2 separate regions of the Homo sapiens genome follow, and region 2 is linked to region 1. A link is a loop called in an ENCODE intact Hi-C map of the cell type or tissue named here. Cell type or tissue: dorsolateral prefrontal cortex. All regions are shown on one strand.

Region 1 (2,500 bases):
ATCCTTATTGTGTAATGCGAACAAAAAACAGGAAGAATTCAGAAGAAAAACCAGGAGCTAGAAAACACTTTTTCCACACACCTGCACTCTTAGTCACACACTCAGGCTATGTCAGTGGCATGACAGAAACTGGAAAAAAAAATGGAATGGCTCCAATAACATTCGACAAGACAAACCTACAGCCAAGCAGGCACAACACTGCTGTGCCTTCTACTCATGCTGATTCTCATCAAATGGAAAATGCGACTTCATCCAGGAGGAACCTTTTGACTCTTCCCACCCAGGGCTTTTCTTTCCTGTTGCACCATTAAGCTGCCTTTCTCTAAGCAGCGCACTGCAGGTGTGGACAGAATATAACAAAACTCTTCATAATCTTTAATTTAAGATTGACAATTTTTTGTCCCTCAGCTTGATTGACTTTGTGAAATACTGGAAAGCCTGAGATTCAGGCAAGGAGGCAAAAGCAAGAATACATTTTTACCAATTCACATTGTTTGTAAATAAGTTATTAGAACTGTACCCTTTTTTCAACCTAGCATGGTTGATCTGCAGTCATCTTTTTGAGCAGCGATTTGAAAACAGGACCAGTATTTAAGACCTCCCTTTTAGGACAGACAATAATAGTAACAATCATAATGTGCCAGTGAGAATGCTTTTATGATTCTCTCTCTTTGGCATTGTTAGTAGAGATACCTCAAACAGACCAGTGCCAACAGCAGCTTCTGGGAGCGTGCTGGGAATGCAGACTCTTGGGCCTCACCCCAGACTTACTGAGTCAAAATCTCCAGGGATAGACGGTTTAACAACCTCTCCAGTGATTTGTATGCACACTAACATTTTGAAACCACTTGAGAGCATCCAAAAATAATGTTGAACAATCACAGTTCAAACCGAAAAGAAAAGACAGTTTTATTCCTCTGTTTATTGGTCTCTCCTCTGGGAGGAATTTTGCTATAAACCCTCACCCTAGTGGCAACAGTTAGGTGTGGAAACTCTTAAGTGTATCACGGAGCAGAGGTCAGGGCTTCATATAAACAGCCTGGTCCCTAACTGCTTCCCTTCTGCAGTCAACCCCAGGAATGGACTTTTTGTTCAGTGTCTCCTTTCATCCTCTTTGAAGAGATGCAAATTTGAACAGACAGTGTCGCTGTTGGGAACTGTTTTGTCCCTGCCATCAATTGTATGTTCCTCTCTGTGATTATCTGGTGAGACAGTGCAAAAATAGGGACAAAACTAACAGGAAAAAATACAAGGAAACAGGAAACTCTAGCGTACAGGAGTTGGCCAGCATAATTTATTTTTTTCTTATGCATGGTCATGCTATGTGGTTTTGTAAACTTCCTTTTTAAAATCATGGTTGATTGAACATTTAAGAAAAGTTTTGACTGGACACGGTGGCTCACGCCTGTAATCCCAGCACTTTGGGATGCCAAGGCAGGTGGATCACCTGAGGTCAGGAGTTCGAGACCAGCCTGACCAACATGGAGAAATCCTGACTCTACTAAAAATACAAAATTAGCCGGGTGTGGTGGCGCATGCCTGTAATCCCAGCTACTCAGGAGGCTGAGGCAGGAGAATTGCTTGAACCTGGGAGGCGCCATTGCACTCCAGTCTGGGCAACAAGAGCGAAACTCTGTCTCAAAACAAAATAAAATTTTAAAAATAAAGAAAAGAAAAGTTTTGATAGCAAGCATATACCAAACTATGAAAAATATGCAAAAAGTCTAAATGATGCCTTTGGAATCTTCATTTACAGTAGTTTTACTATTATACTAAGGACTGACACTTTTATTAATCCAACTTTTGACAAATGCCGATTACTTACTATGTGTAAGGAAGGTTTCAGAGTAACAATTTCCTCTAATCAAAATTTATCTCATCTATTTCCCATTTCTTTAGAACTCTGGATTATGATAATATATTAAATTATTCTATAATAGTAATTGTGTATCAATGATGCCTTTGTCACTTTGGATCGCTTAGAACAGAATACCATAAACTGGGTGGCTTAAGCAACAAACATTGATTTCTCACAGTTTTGGAGGCTGGGAAGTCCAAGTTCAAGGTGCCAGCAGATTCAGTGTCTGGTGTGGGCCCACTTCCTAGTGTGTAGATGACAGCTTCTCATTATGTCCTCACATGGTCGAGAGAAAAATCACTTTTCTCTTGTCTTGTTTTATAAGAGCACTAATCCCATTCATAAGGGTTCCACCCTCATGACCCAATTATTTCCCAAAGGCTCCACCTCCTAATACCATCCCATTTGGAGCTAGCATTTCAACATATGAATTTTGGGGGGAACACAAATATTCAGTTTATAACAGATGCTTATATCCCAAATATTTTTCTCCCTTTCTCCTGTGTCAGTGTGTCTATTGCCACAATAATGCTATATAACTAACAGCCATAAAACTTCAGTGGCATAATACAATAGCATTTATTACTCATCTATCAGGAGCCTGCTAGAGATCTGCCAGGTGGCTCTATGTCTTTTGGTAGG
Region 2 (2,500 bases), 160 kb after region 1:
AAGACACAAACCAGTTTCAGAGATGTTAAAGTGGCGAGGGTGGGGGAGGCACAAGGAATCTACAGTCCATAAAATATGGCACTTACATATGTACACAGAGTTTTAGTTGGGTATTGGTCATAATCATATTAAAATGTAAAGAAAATTATATTAAGTAAATAACTATTTCTGGCAAATATTATACAGATTTTTTAAATCCTAGAAACCTATAATTGGAAAAGATAGGCGATCATGTAGTCAATACACCTGAGGAAATGTACCATGAGATCATCTAGAGCAGAGTTGTCTAACCTTTTGGCTTCCCTGGGCCATGTTGGAAGAATTGTCTTGAGCCACACATAAAGTATGCTAACACTAAGGATAGCCCATGAGCTAAAAAAATTGCAGAAAAAAAAAATCTCATAATGTTTTAAGAAAGGTGGCGAATTTGTTTGAGGCTGCATTCAAAGCCATCCTAGGCCTCTTGCAGGGCCGCAGGTTGGACAAACTTGATCTAGAGTATGTAAAACTTAGCAATTGGTTGCCTTTTTTTATTGAAGTATCTTCAACTTTACAAAAGAAATTATAATATTCCTTTAAATAGCCATCTTCAGAGTATCTCCTGGTAAACTTTATATACCCCTTTTCAAGATCACTTAATGTATGGAAGAGAATAATTTGGGATTTAGATGAGTAGTTTAGTATTCCAAACAAGGTGCACACTGAGACACAGTGTGTATGTAAGAGCTATAATCGTCAAATGTCATGGTAAGTGCCATATGGAATTTTAAAAAGAATCATCGTTCCCTGCCTTCTAAGAATTACCACATTCTACCTTTGGGCATTCCTCCCCACCCCCCGCTCACCCCAAATCTAAAGTACAATTCAAGGTTAACTGGAGCTCTGTGTGGTGAAAAGGTGGCTTAATGAAACTGACCATGAACCTTATACTGTGGACAGCACTGAGGTATGCCTTGGCCAAATACTTGGCCTTAGTTATCAACCTTGGTGCTGGAATTCAAACTGGGTCATTGTCGAGAGAGGCCAAATTGAGTTGCTAGTGAGATATGGCTGGGTGGCTAGATGGGCTCCTTGCAGGAGGCTGTCTCAGGAAGTGGGCACAGCAGTGAATCAGCCAACAGGTGGCCTCATGGAGGTTTGAAGTCCACAATGGGCACCCAGCCTGAAGTGTGGGTTCAAGTGCAGGTTTGGAAATAACACTGTGGGATTTGGACATTGGGTGTGGACCGGATCACAGTGCACAGCACAAATCTTGCTTATTATTGAACCTTCCCTGCAAAATCAGATTCACAGCAAAATGGGACCTGCTTGGCCCATAGGTGGGGCTAGAGGAAGCCTGCAGATAGGATGAAATGTCAGTAGCTGTGCAGTCTGAAAAGAGTACAAGGATGAGGAGCTAGATTAATCTTTGAGATTTTGTGTTTTAGATGATTGCATCACAAACGTTTCCTGCTTTGGGCACAATTGCTGCTAATGGTGAGAACTTACCTTTGTAGACTGTTTTTAACTAAAGTGCTTTCACAAAACATATAATCTTGCCTTCACAATAAACCTGAGGGAGAAGCTGGGTCTAATTACCCCATTTGGCAGATGTGGAAAATGAGGCTCACAAATACTGACCTTAAGGTCACTTGTTGTTAGCTCTTGCTTTTTTAGCTATGCTATGCTTCCAGCGCTTGACTCCATATTTATTTCCAAATTTAGAAAGCATATATAGTCTGTTTTCCAGCAGCTTCTGCTGACTTTGGGGACTGCCAACATTTTGTTGCTTATCTTTTTACCTCCCAAATCAAAAGCATAATTTTTGCTCAGTATTGAAGGGACAAATAAGCAAAAACAAAACACTATTCCCTCATAACTTACCAGATTAAACTACTCTCCTCTGTTAGGTTATGTTAATCATTTTTGGAAGTGATAGGTATTTCTTCAGTCTACCTTACCTTGTTTAAACCTCTGTTAACCTCACTGCTGTTGCTTTTTAGCGGCCTTGTAGTAAACCATGTACAAGTCCAGACAAGGAGTCCAGAGTTAGAGCAAGTTAAACAAGAGTTGCCAGCATTATTAGTTGTTGACATAGAAGTTGGTGTTAACCGTGAATAGCTGGTTTCTAACTTTATTTTACCTGGAGAGCCTCTTCTGTTTTTGAGCAGCGTCCTCACTGCAGTTCCTTCCTTCCATCTCATTCCACAAGTATCCTTTCAGCATTCTTGCCTGTAGTGTGCCCCTACAGGGGTGCAGACTACATATGTTCATGGTTTTCATCTTTGTAAACTTTAAAAGAAAGCTCTTCTTTTAAAGTAGATTAGAAATATGACAATTGAGCATTCTGTAAGTGTGTGAGGTAATTACTGTGAGTGAATATTAGAGTGAATGAAGCAAACAACATGACAAGCCAGGAGATCCGCCTCGTAGTCCAGGTGTTGCCCCACTTCTTTACTGTGGAATTTTCACAAACCCCTTATACTTCTGACACCAGTTGCCATACCTGTGAAAAAAGAGT

The links. Peaks named below come from ENCODE experiments on the same cell type or tissue, not always from the same donor. Only the 100,000 strongest peaks of a DNase experiment are listed, where the experiment ranks them.
Region 2: a loop joins it to region 1, with 3 times the contacts of the local background. A loop is called at or near these places in 2 of 110 quality-filtered maps.

The regions. Positions count from the first base shown.
Region 1 is chr20:11,754,461-11,756,960 of GRCh38, forward strand. No RefSeq gene overlaps it. Among named protein-coding and RNA genes, the nearest start is that of LINC00687, 120 kb to the right of the region's middle. In dorsolateral prefrontal cortex, CTCF peaks have their summits at 1,151 and 1,356; no DNase peak of the experiment used is centred here.
Region 2 is chr20:11,911,192-11,913,691 of GRCh38, forward strand. BTBD3-AS1 (BTBD3 antisense RNA 1) reads right to left here. Exons shown (of 3, transcript NR_186407.1): 2 at 2,123-2,485. It also overlaps a transcript of BTBD3 not described here. Among named protein-coding and RNA genes, the nearest start is that of BTBD3, 5.5 kb to the right of the region's middle. In dorsolateral prefrontal cortex, a CTCF peak has its summit at 1,316; no DNase peak of the experiment used is centred here; H3K27ac peaks cover 1,089 bases.